Linked DNA regions of Homo sapiens: region 2 is linked to region 1. Evidence: read pairs that join two places in POLR2A ChIA-PET (ENCODE). Cell type or tissue: MCF 10A. All regions are shown on one strand. Each heading gives the region's core, and the rest is flanking DNA. Links, peaks and the distances in the headings are about the cores only.

Region 1 (6,880 bases), core at 1,268-6,267:
AATCTTAAAGACTTTTGACAAGGCATTTGAAATAGTTTCCGACTTTAATATCTGGTGTTGATTTAGAATCCTTAAAAATACATGAAGTTATTTGGCCTGAAAAATTATACAAAACAAAATTAGAATCTAAATGGGATTCAAGTCCAGCTCTTAATATCCTTATTTGATTAAAGTACTAAGCTCATTCATAAATGTCAGTGAAAGCCACTTGATGCTAGTTTATAAAACATTCTCATGTTGAACACCATATTAAAACAATCTTTAATAGTAAATGCTGATTCAGTTAATATTGGATTTTTATGTCTCATTTTAAGAGCATAACTATAAGACAAAAATAATAATGCAAATGGAAATGGAAATAAAAACTTACTAACCAGTCATACCACTAAATAATAAAGGTCAAATTAACGAGTTTATACCTATACTATTACTCCTTTGGATAACAAGTCTGCAAGTCTAATAATGTAACAGTCCCTGGAAATCCCCACTTTGCTTATTTTAGGGGGCATTCAATAGGTCAAGGGTGAGAGAGTGCAGGGGAATATCAGTGAGTAGTACAGACCTAAGCACATTACTACATACCATTTGTCATAAAATGAGTTCCTTAATCATAAAGAATGTTGTACGGGACACATGATGGTGATTGAGATAGAAAGTCTAAAGATGGTAATGCTTACAAAAGAAATATGAGCAAGAAAGGCAAACCCACATACAGAGGAAGACTCTATTCTAGTGATAATAAATCACCACGCTTTTCAGGATGGAAGGAGTCCACAGTCCAACTTCCCATGGGTAGCTATCTGTCCCCCTGGGGAATGGGGCCACACTGAGGGCTTAGTGTAGGCCTCATTGCCTTTCTAGAATTCCATCAATAGCTGTATCTATTTTAGGATGGCTTCAACAGGATAACCAGATTGAAGACCTCAGATTGGCAGAAATCAGTTCACACTTGGTGAGGGGAAGCCCATGGTATTGAAATCATGGGACTTCTATTGCTACTGTTTTTTTCATGAGCCCAAGAGTCCGCTCTAGAGTTGTTGGGAAAAAGGCTCATTGGATCATCCTGTCCACCAAGTTATTTAAATTATCTTCCATAAGAGAGTATCTTCACATACGCCACTATTCTAGAAGCCAATTCATAAATCTTTTCCCAGATCTACATCCCATCAATCTTCCAGCATTTATCCTGAACACCCAGCCAACCTGTAAGGTGCTATTTATTAATTCCTGTAGATCCTTACCTCTGGCCCTCTCTCCTTCCAAGCAAAGTAAATACTCAAATGCACTGCTTGCTACTTTTCCTACTGGGAGGGTTTTTCCTATTTCTCAGTGTCCTTCTGGGCCACCTCTGAGAGGCACTGTAATGTTTCCTCAGTCCACCTCTAGCTAGTGCCAACATGCTGTACAAAACCACCTACAAACTTCACTTGAATTTCTGTATTCTTAGTCAACCAATGAAAGAAAACTTCCCATGAGACCAGGTATGGGTAGGGGGTATGAGATTAGAGCAGCAGAAGTAGACACCAAGATAATTAGAGCCACCTGCTCAGACAACCTATTGTGCCTTCAGTAACTTCTTGAGCCCTATATCTTGTATACCACCACCACTTGATAATGGGGTGCTTCTGAACAAACCCAACCCTATGATATTTTGGATCAGATGGACAGTTCAGGTCAAATGTTCACTTGCAGCATCTTAGCCAGGTATTCAATGTCAACAAGGACTAGCAGCAAGTCAGGGACAGGAGCTGTTTCTCAAAGAGAAAATTGATTTGTTTCCAAAATGCTAGTGGTCTTCTGTTAGAGTTTGTCAGGGGCTGCATACAACATTCTATTTGCCAGAGACATTTTGGGTGCCATTGGATCTGCCTAATCATAAAGCCCAAGTAGCACAGTACCTTGTGCTTCAGCCTAGACCTGCTGCAGAGCCTTCTCTTGCTCTAGGTCCCATTTAAAACTGACAGCTTCAGGGCACGGTGGCTTACTCCTCTAATCTCAGCACTTTGGGAGGCTGAGGTGAGAGGACTGCTTGAGCCCTGAAGTTCGAGTTCAGCCTAGGCAACATAGTGAGACCCCATCTCTGCAAAATTTTTCTTAAAAAATTAGCCAGGCATGGAGGTGCGTGCCTTGAGGTGCGTGCCTATAGTCTCAGCTATTCTGGAGGCTGAAGTGAGAGGATCACTTGAGCCTGAGAGGTTGAGGCTGCAATAAGTCATGATTGGAGCCACTGCACTCCAGCCTGGGGAACAGAGCGAGATGCTGCTTAAAAAAAAAATCTTGACAGCTTCTTGGTGAATCAATAAACAGGTCGACCCAACACATACAAATGTGGTTAATGTTGCCACCAGAAACCACTTTTTTAGTGAAAAGAAAAACGGTGCTCCAGAACTAAAAGTTAATCAACTTCACTGGTAAACATATGTGTATGTGCACATATATGTATATTAATGTTGTTTCCTAATGAAATAAGTATAAAGTAATTTGTATATAATATTTAATAGTTCCTTCTACCTGAATCAATAAAGTATATTTTAGTCTAGTTAAAGGCAAAATCCCATAACATGCTACATTCTATTTCAAAATCTTACTATAACAGCAACATGTTATTGAATGCTTTGACCATTTTCATTTATCATTTCTCCTGTTATTATCATTAGGTATGATTTGAAGAATGTACCATTGCATAGAACTAGCAAATGATTAATAAGACTTCAATTTTTTGAAATTAAAGAAATAAGTCAAAATGTAAACTATTGTTGCCTCATCTGGTCTCATTCGTGCATGCCGAAGTTATGATATATATGCATCATTTTCTCTGATTCATATTCTTCATTACTGAAAAAATAAAATTTTTTTAACTATTCAAAAACTGTGCATGTTAGTGAATATTCTGCAGAAGAATTCTCTATTGATTATTGATATCACAGGCTGATTCATCTGTCCTTTTAGGTTGAACTCATTAGTCCTTTGTTAATGAAAAGGAAATAAACAACTGGTTTCTACTCAAAGCCGGATGATCCGACCATATACAAAATTAAAGATAACTGAAAGAGGACTAGCTAGGCCTCAAAGTCCCACAATCCTATTGCAACTAATCATTTTCACATATCAGTCTCCCAATCTCTGTCCATATGCATACAGATTTTCTACCTTATTTATTCATTTATTCAACATTTACTGAGAATCTACTATATGCTGATTCTGCTATAACAAACGCATGTGCAATTTTGTATTTGCTTTACAACTGAATGAGAGAATATACATTTTTATCATATTCCTACCAATATTAACTTTTAAATCACCATTTTACCAAAATATAAGTGTCACGTTAAATATAACTGTTATAATATAGAGATGTATGTTGGTGCACCCATGTAGTCCCAGCTACTCAGGAGACTGAGGCAGCAGGACTGCTTGAGCTCAGAAATTTGAAGTGAGCGTGGGCAACATAGTGAGACTCTATCTCTAAAAGAGTTAAAAATAATAAAAATAATAATGAATAAGCAAATAAATAAACTATAGATGTAGGATTTTCAGTTTTCGCTTTCGTAAACGATTCTTCTTTACAAAGGAGTATAATACAGTAAGCAAGGTTTAGGCTCTGGAGTTAGGCAGATATGGTTCTAAATTATGGATTTGCCACTAACTGTGAGAACTGGGGAAAATTAACCTCTCTAAGCCTCATTTGTGGAATAGTGATAATATGAGTACTATGTTCTGTGGTTGTTTTGAGGATTAAATGACATCATATGCATAAATTCTTAAGACGGTGCCTAGCACAAAACAAATGTCACTTGTACTATTTTTATTTATCTCTATTACCCATCCTGTGAAAATGCTTATTCTCCCATGTTCTCTCCTTCATGAAGCTTTTCCTGATCTTTCCGATTGAATATGCTCTTTTTTTCCAACGATCTTCCAAAATGTTGTGTTTGTATTGTTTTTATAGCACTTGACACTTTATATTTTACTTTCAAAATGTGTGTATATTTCTTTTATCCACATTGTCAGATTATAAACTCCTTGACAATTCCTTGCTAACCTTTGCCTCTGCTGTTGGTGCCTACCACAGAGTCTTACACATTAAATACATACTCAAGGCCCAGCACAGTGATTCACACCTGTAATCCCAGCGCTTTGGGAGGCCAAGACAGGAGGATCTCTTGAGCCCAGGAGTTCGAGACCAACCTGGGCAACATGGCAAGACCTTGTCTCTATAGATAGATAGATAGATAGACAGACAGACAGACAGACAGACAGACAGACAGACAGATAGATAGTAAATATTTACTGAAAAAAATAGTTGAAAACATTGTGAGTTACAACTACATTCTGCAGATGGAATAATAATGATACAGATACTTGATGTGTTTTCAACTAAAATGCTTTCAGTTGATTTCAGTTTTCAATTAAAAATGGTGTATTCCCTTTGTATGTTACTCTTATGTGTGAATTAAAGGCTATTTTCCTACACCAAGCCCCACCTTGTTCTTGGATAATTTCACTACTTTTCTTTTTTAATTACATTGACCACTTGCAACTTTTTATTTGAGGTAAGTTTCTGTTTCCCCTGGAAACCTATAAATATGTCATCTGGCCTGGTTACAATTATTTTCGTTCCCCAAACAAATGACCGTTTCTGAAAATCCTATTCTAATATTCTAGCTTATCAATGATCCCTTACTTTTTGCTAAATTTAGTTATGCTATTTTTATAAAGTATCAGAATTATTTTGTTCTTTTTGCAGATTGCTTTTCTCTATTTACAAGTGTATGCAATATCTATAATCATGTTAATTAAACTTATGAAATAGTTTCTACACACCTTTTCTTTAACTATGTGAGAGATTTAAAAATGAACAGTGACTCACAGCTCTTTTAGCATGACTTGAATTCCAGAATCTTTGTTTCACATCCACATGTTAACCATAAGTAACATAATTATAAAATAATTTGGGAACACGAAGCAATCTGATTGGCCTCCAGCCATCAGTTTATGAACTTATCAACATAATTTCATTCTTATCTCTAAATTGATGACTATGAATAATGACTTTAAAATGAAATTGTAATTGTATTAGTTATGATTATCTTTAATGAATGAATAAATGCAAAAATTATTACACTACAGAGACACACATTAATATAATCAGTAATGTAATGATATAGCACAGTAATTCAGTGCTTTTATGTAGCCAATGTATAATATATAGACACATCATTAAAGAAAATTTAACTCAAGTTTTTGCAAAGATCCACAAAACTCTGCAAGTTATGACAGAAAAACTAATAAAAGTGTGTGTCCTTTTGAAAACCTCCAAATTAAAATAAAATTGCCTCAATTAGAGAAAGTAAGGCAAACTATTATTTCTGTTTCTAAAACTAATAAACATCTTTTCATAATTTATCTCATGATTATCTTTGGCTTCACAAATTTTCTTTTATCAAATATCCCCATCATAGTTAAAAGTGAAGTTAAAGCATCAACATTAAAACTATTATTTTCCTACTTGCATGGTACTTTATAAATCTGAGGCCATTTCACTTGCATTATCTCATTTGAAAGTCATTTTGCCTGTGTCAGCCTTCAATGGTACTGAAAAACCTTGTGTTACAGTGTCATTTGGTTCCTAGAGCCTCCTTGTAAATTCTCCCTGTCACAAGTAAACTCTTGGCCTTCAATTTTACCAATCATGTTAGTTACTAAGCTATTGCCCCCCAGCCCCAAACCCTTTCTTCCTGCTTTTGGGGCCTTGCAGCTCCAGTTTCCGCATTGCAATCAGCTTTCTTTAGGATCTGCCAAGAGGGGGCGCTAGAGAGACTGAACGGCAGAAGGAGGGAGAAAGGACTTGTTCTCATTTGCAGGCGGTCTCCCCTTTCTTGCCTCAGTAACCACCCTTCACCCTGGAACGTGATTCCAGTCTCCAGCCCATTTTGCAAGAGCCCCAAAACCAGCTTCGTTGTACCTTCAGAGGTGCAGTCCCTGCCAGGCAGTGCCCGCTCCTCAGAAGAGTCTCCAACCTTACGGCACCCCTTCTGTATGACTTTAGATTCTTTTGTCTTTTGATTTAATTTGATTTTCATTTTGATTGTCAGTTATGTAAAACAGTTATGTAAAACATTACATAGCTCCAAAGTCATCCCTGCCTTATAGGTAACCTCATGCTAATTCTTTTGAAAACGTAAGAAAATGCTATACACTTTTATCACTCCTTGACCCTCTGTTACACAAAAAGTAGCTCACTCTACACGCTTCTACACTCTGTTCTGTACCTTACTTTTTTCCATTAAAGATGAATTCTGAATGTCATTCAAAAGGAGCATGCAGAAATCTCTCTGATTCTATTCTATGATGAATCATACCATATGCCCTGCAGAACATCCCCCATTAATATTTTCTACCTTTCGATTTTTAGTATCCCAAACTGTAAGTTTTAGCATTCAAACCCACAGACACCTCTCCAATACAACTTTATTTTTTGGCCAGTTAATACAGGTAGAATACATATTCGTGTCCTCAAACCTCAATACAACTTTTTAAACAAAATGATGTCAGATAAAGTCTTGAGTCTCCATACACAGTTGTCAAAATGGCAAAGCCTACATGGACTTTCAAAAGGGCATATGCTTCAGGAAGGCTGCTGCTGAAGGTAAGAAAAGGCACTTTCCCCGGAAGTCGCCATATAAGGTGACTGTTAACAACCACAGTAATTGGTTATTAAGAGGTGGATTTTTTAGGCATTTTACATCTTTACATGATCATTTATTACATATATGTTATTCACTGTGTTTTAGGAAATTGGTTGAGGCTTTAGGTTGATAGATAACCATTCTAATGACTCCTTTTAATATAATGAAAATAACAAGCATTTCAGACACCT
Region 2 (6,880 bases), core at 803-5,802, 540 kb after region 1:
TTTAATCTGTCTCCCTACCCTGTCTCCAGAAGCCAAGACAAAATTTAACAAAGTGATTCAGGCAGAGAAATTACAGTTATTGTGAAGTTTAATCAGAGAACTCTCTGGAGCGGGATGTCTTTATGACTGTATTTTATAAACAATTGTCAGTACCCTTAGCATTTTTTTATCTTTTGGCTTTATAGGGAGTATCTTACAATAGGCACAATCTTCTATAAGCAAGGTTGCAATGCAAGTTTATCAACCCACTCCTTAATGACTCACAGAGTGAAAGCAGGCTGCAAAATATCTGTTTCTCACCAAGTCTGCACAGAAGTTTGATGTGTATTAAATTTCATCTTCACTGTGTGTCTTAAAGCGCATATGGCTAAATGTGGGTATGAAGGTTTAAGAAAAATTATGAATGGCAAAAAACATAAACCATCCCCTATTACTTAGGCAAAGAAATGTAGAAGATTCCAAGAGTTGAATCTTAAAAACAATAGAAATATTAAGTCCAATTTAAATAAGAAAGCTATGGAAGGTAATTTTGGTTTTCTTTCGTAGAAAATTGTTTTAAAATGCACAAACTAAAACATGCTTTTCACTTCAACCTTATGTTCTAGTAGATGTCAAAATCTACTAAATATTATTAGGGTAAATTAATGGACTATTACCATATGAAGTGAAAATAACCTAAGTAGGATGCATAATATTGTATTTTGAAATGTTCTTCCAATGGTAGTAATAGTTTATTACTATCAAGCTATCCTCACTGACAACCTTGTCCCCACCATGAACAAGCGACACACCCTTCTGTAAGAAGGGTAATAACTCAGGATTTGATCTGTGACTGTGCAGCTAACAAAACTAATCTATATGAGGATCATGCCTATACATGTATATGCATTTTTTAACTTAATGGCACCATTCTCTGGTTAACTGGGCAAAGTGACCATGTATTCTTTTTAATGTACTTACAGTAGATGAGTGACTGATCTGATAATGTGGCCAAAAAACAAGAACCAGATTTTCCGCAGATCAAATTTTCTAAAGTATATAAAAATATATAATAAGGGCCAGGCATGGTGGCTCACACCTGTAATCCCAGCACTTTGGGAGGCCGAGGCAGGCGGATCACCCGAGGTCAGGAGTTCAAGATCAGCCTGGCCAACATGGTGAAACCTCGTCTCTACTAAAAATACAAAAATTAGCCAGGCGTGGTGGCAGGTACCTGTAGTCCCAGCTACTCGGGAGGCTGAGACAGGAGAATCACTTGAAGCTGGGAGGCAGAGGTTGCAGTGAGCCGAGATTGCGCCATTGCACTCCAGCCTGGGGGACAAGAGTGAGACTCCGTCTCCAAAAAAAAAAAAAAAAAAATATATATATATATATATATATGAATAGTACACAAGAAACCAAATTACTGAAACTACAAGACAGTAGCCCCAGCCCAGCCCAGGAACCCTCACACCTGGGGAACACAACCACCACTCAGTTGCCAAATAGAGAGCCAAATACTGAATGTTTACTAAAGAATACATCCTAGTAGGTTCTTTCATATATAATTATCTCACAAAATCCTCCTGACAACCATAGTTTTTATAAAAGAAAACACTGAGACTTGGAAAGGTGAAATGATTTATCTAAGTCAATACAACTGGTACTAACAACTGACAAAGTCAGGATTCGAACACAGACGTCCTTGATGTCAAAAGCCCAGTAACACATTACGCCCTCCACTATTGTACTTATCTATTTTAAGCATTTAGATTGTTGTATATTTCATGTAGATTCGACTGATTTGGCTGATTATTTGGATGGTTTAAGTTTACCTTTGCACTTTTAATGAAGAAAGTGTTTGCTAAAGTAAATCAGTAGTTGAAACAATATTAAAAGAGAAAAGGGTGAACATATTCAAATATCATATAGAATCATAACATAGACATCATTATTAGTTCACTTTAAAGCCAGCTTGTGGGCTTTTTTTTAGACAGAGTCTTGCTCTGTCACCCAGGCTGGAGTGTGTGATCGCAGCTCACTGCAACATCTGCTTTTCAGGCTCAAGCCATCCTCCCACCTCAGCCTCCCAAGTAGCTGGGACTACAGGCCCATGCTGCCATGCCCGGCTGATTTCTTTATTTTTATTTTTTTATTTTTAGAGAGAGAAGGGGTTTCACCATGTTGCCCAGGCTGGTCTCGAACTCCTGGGCTCAAGCAATCTGCCGCCTTGGCCTCCCAAAGTGCTGGGATTACGGGCGTGAACCACTGCACCCGGCCTTTTAAAGCCTGTTTTGAAGGTCTGAGTATTTGTAAAAATGTAGTTCATATTTTCTAGCTCAATCTTAATTACTGGAACAGTTTCAAAATAATTGACAAAAAGAAGAGTGGATTTTATATGGTTCTATTGTCAGAATGCTCCTTGAAAGGATTCCTTGAGCCTGATGAAATTCCACATCCTGAAACTTCTCAAGTCAGGCTAGGTCTTAGGGTCAAAACAACGGGCCCTCCCCCAGCTCACAGCTCTGATCCCCAGTCGGGTTCCCCAGGACTTGGGTGCATTAAAAGGAGAACAGCAGGCCGGGTATGGTGGCTGACACCTGCAATCCCAGCACTTCGAAAGGCCGAGGCAGCGGATCACCTGAGGTCAGGAGTTCAAGACCAGCCTGGGCAACATGGTGAACCCCCGTCTCTACTAAAAATACAAAAAGTAGCCAGGCATGGTGGCACACGCCTGTAATCACTGCTACTTGGAAGGTAGAGGCAGGAGAATCGCTTGAATCCAGGAGACGGATATTGCAGTGAGCCGAGATCACACCACTGCTCTCCAGCCTGGGCGACAGAACAAGACTCCATATCAAAAAAAAAAAAAAAAGAAGAAGAAGAGCAGAGGTTGGTGGTGGGGCCAGTGGGTATTCAGAACCTCTTGGATAGTTGGATTTGTTCTTTCAACTAACTTTCTTTGTGTATCCACCATATTTCTAGCCAACATGGCTGTGGGAATACAAGAGATAAAAGTCATAGCATTTGCTTTCCAGGAGCTTAGATTCTGGTAGGGAAGAAAGAAAGCAGGGGATCATGATAGGATTACAGAAAGGAATGGGTCCACATGTCCAAGCCACAACTTAACTATAAGAACTGGCATTTGGCCATCACCAAGGCAGTCAGTGTATTCCTGAAGCACGACCGTAGGCTAGATGCCAGGATGTGTTGGTACTGCCTCTGCTATTTGAGAGGTTTTGAGTAACATTTTGGAAAATGCTGTCACTACTAGGGCTGGAAAGAGCATTAAAAAAAAAAAAAAATCCAAGTCATAAGTTTGGAAGCAAAAGGAAGACAAGGAAGACAGGTTACTACTTGATTCCATCAAGGCATTCTATAAACTCTCTGCTGCCAAGTGCCAGAAATTTGACTCTACCAGGCTTGAGAAGTTGAATTTGGACTAGTGGTTGAAACAGCTCTATTGAGAACTTATATATACATGCACCAAGCACTTCACTGTTCCCATGGCTCATCTGGATCTGTTAAGTCTCTTTTCTCTTTGAAGATTTCTTAAAATCTGAAGTTTTCTTAGGGCTCTCAGTCCCCTGTAGACTCAATCTAATCATAGAGATCTTGCTCTTTCTCTTGGAACACACTTTCTGTCCCAGCGGGCAGGCTAGTTAGAGATAAGGGGTCTGAAGCTACCATGACCTTACAGAGTGATCTGGGCCAAATTGCAAGTTAATGACTCCTCAAAATAAAGCTTTCTAGTTTATCAAAATCCAGAGGCTGAAATACTTACCACAATGTGGTCTCTTAAGGGTTTTTTTTTTTTTTAAAGAGCTTTGTATTTATTCTGTCTTTTGAACTGAACTTAATTGCTTAAAGGATACAACACTTAAACTTCTTTAAAAACATCAAGATTAAAGAATATACAGTATAATGATCACTTCTCTAGTTAGGTCTTGCAAAAAAATAATAATAACAACACTGGGTTGTGTGTTATTTCCAGAGGCATCTTGATCTTTTTGCAAATCAGAGATTGTTTGAGGTTTGCCTGGAGTCACTGAAAAGCCCTTACATTAACTTTATAAAGTGAAATGTATGTTGGTAAAGTACAGGGGCCAATATTTCAGAAACATACAGTAGAAGAATCTATTTAAGTCTATCTAAAAGCCCTCAGTCTAAAATCAAAGGTGCTATAAAAAAATTATAAGGAATCCTTTGGAGTAACAGGAAAGGATGTTCATTTAATTTAATCAAGGAGAAAGATGAGACTTTTAAAACAAAAGCTGGTAAAAACATAATGGCCAGCAAACAAACAGAACTGAGGTGCTATATGCCTGTCAGTGCTTGAATATTTATCTAAACAGTTGTATTTTTGTGACTTAATCTTTAATTTCATAAGAGTGAATTTTATTAGAATTTTTTGGTTAGTAGACCTTCAAAAATTACCGAGAAATAATCACTATATAGTTATCAAATCGTTTTCAGGATATGTGCAAACAGCCTCCTTTATTTGATTGCAAAGTATAACAAAAATATCAATCCAAGACTCTTACAAAAGAGTGTATGACTACTCATATTATACACCACAGCTCAATTGTATTAAACACTACTGTCTCATTGCCTAACCAGGCAATTGTTCTACAAACATTGACTTAGAAATAACAACTTTTTTTTTCTTGCCAGCTTCCAGACTAGTTCTTCTTTACTCTCTTGAATGGCAATTGCTTAAACCTGATAATCTTCTGAACAAGGTACCTTCTAACAAACTCTCAGGTTTATGGGGAGCAACTCCTCATGGGGTAAACAAAATAGCACAGAGCTGAGGGATCAGGTTTATCAGTTTTAATTCTACAATAAAATCTCTGTTCTGCATAAGAAGGAAAAAAAAACTAGAAAGGAGGAGAATGTAAAACGAGAAATCACATTTTTTGTTTTAAGGGTCTTGACCACTAAGAATACATCAGGGAACTCCAAATAAGGGGTTTTCTATTTATCATCTCGTCAACTTAAAATTACAAATAAAATACATACCTTTTTCTCAGATATTTAATACAAGTTAATCAATAGTAACTCATACTTCCCAGTGCATTACATATACAATTACATCCATTTGTCCAAAGGGGATTTTTTTTTCATGAAGTGAGCAATTACGTTAAAAGAGAGAAACAAGGTTGTGGTTCCAAGTTTTAGTATTTTCCACAAAAGGTATTTTTAAAATTTGGATCTTGTACTCAGCTTGAAGGAACCTATTTTTGAAGAAATGATCATGCTCTTTAATGTCCTATGTTAGACACACGGAAGGAAACACACATGGAACTCTGAAGCACTGAAGTCATGGGGCTATTGTCTTTGTTCTGTTGTATTGATATGTCCAATAGACATGTGTCAAAATATTTTAAATCATTTTATTATAAGCAAATCACTATACCTTAACATGATATTACATTCTAGCAAAAGAAAGTCATCATAGCTGATAAAAAAAAAAAAAGCCAACTGAAGTGAGTCAGAAGACAGTGGCAAACTAGCACTGGAAGGGAATCTCTATGTGAGTGGAGTTAATCCCTTCATCTCTTTGGATCTCTCTGAATTTTCCATTTGTAAAAAGACAGTTAGTCTAGATAATCTAAACTGAAGCCTCTTTCAAGTGAGTGTCATATAACCATCCTGATTACTGCTAAATAACCTGTTTAAACGTTTTGGACCTTTAAAATGCTTTTTAAAAATTCTAGTAGTTATTTGTAGGCTATTATGGATATCATTATTTTATTTAACAGGCTTGTTAATTACTTGTGACTTTTGTAGACTTAAGTTGATTTTTAATAAGCATACGGATTAAAGAACTATGAAAATATTTAATTGTTAAATTCACTTGCATGAAATAAAACTAGATAATCTAAGTTTGGTCACTTCATACAAAATTAAGTGTTAAAGAGCAAACATTTTTCTCCATATCTCCAACTCATCAAAAATAATCCACAAATTACCTTTGGATGACCTTTCTGAGACTTACTATCTTTCAGTATAGCACGTGTGCTGTCCTTGTCAGCACCATGTGAAAGAAAGAGAAGAAAGCCACTGTGACTCACCTATGAAGAACTCCCATTAAATTACAGAGTAGTCAACCACACTGCCTGCTGATATCTGGCAGCCTTGTTATTAAAGATATGAAATTTTAACCTGAAAAATCCAGAGCTGACACTTTGAAAACTGACAGGCTGAAGAACTTTTGTATTTGGTTATGATGTCCAGAGATATACTAAAATAATTATAATAGCCCTTGGTATCTATTTTGATATAGATTTTTAAAAGCAGTTTCAGAAAAGTATAATCTATGAGGTGAGTCTAAAAGGTATCAAGAACATGGAAATGCATATAAAATCTACACGGTCATGCCCATCACAATGAAACTTCAATTAACAAGACTATTTAGACAATGTGTGTGTGTGTGCACACGTGCTCGTGCACACATGTGCAGGTAGGATATTTTACATTAAATTTCCTGATAATCTAAAGAGTAACTTGAAACTCCCTTTTGTTGCTGACTCTTGTTATTGAACAAATCTGTGTATAATATTAGTCTACATTCTTATCCTATATGTTAGAAATGATGAGGCAAAAAGGACACCAGATTTGTGAATGGAAGACTGAGGTCTGTATCATTACTCTCTGTGGGAAAGCTGTTTGATCACACAGGACGTGTTTAGTCATAGGTAGACTGAAGAAGCTGGATCATCTTAGTGGTTTTTAATTAAATGTACTTGTCAATATCACCTATGTACCTTTCTCAAGACACACATGCCCAGGCTCACACAGAGCAGAGATTTTTACCTTAACAGATCTAGTGAGGGTACAGGCAGGAATGCATATTTAGAAAAAGCTTCCAGGTGATTCTGAACATGCATCCCTAGAT

What was found. ChIA-PET counts read pairs that join two places held together with the same protein. Peaks named below come from ENCODE experiments on the same cell type or tissue, not always from the same donor. Only the 100,000 strongest peaks of a DNase experiment are listed, where the experiment ranks them.
Region 2: POLR2A ChIA-PET joins it to region 1 with 9 read pairs; 1 of 35 experiments calls an interaction of 5 or more read pairs at or near these places.

Annotation. Positions count from the first base shown.
Region 1 is chr4:173,751,729-173,758,608 of GRCh38, reverse strand. No RefSeq gene overlaps it. Among named protein-coding and RNA genes, the nearest start is that of LINC02269, 140 kb to the left of the region's middle. In MCF 10A, for the core only: a CTCF peak has its summit at 5,799 (motif pointing right); a DNase peak (open chromatin) is centred at 5,808.
Region 2 is chr4:173,211,207-173,218,086 of GRCh38, reverse strand. All of the region lies in intron 1 of GALNT7 (polypeptide N-acetylgalactosaminyltransferase 7), which reads right to left. Among named protein-coding and RNA genes, the nearest start is that of GALNT7-DT, 45 kb to the right of the region's middle. In MCF 10A, for the core only: no CTCF peak of the experiment used is centred there; a DNase peak (open chromatin) is centred at 3,176.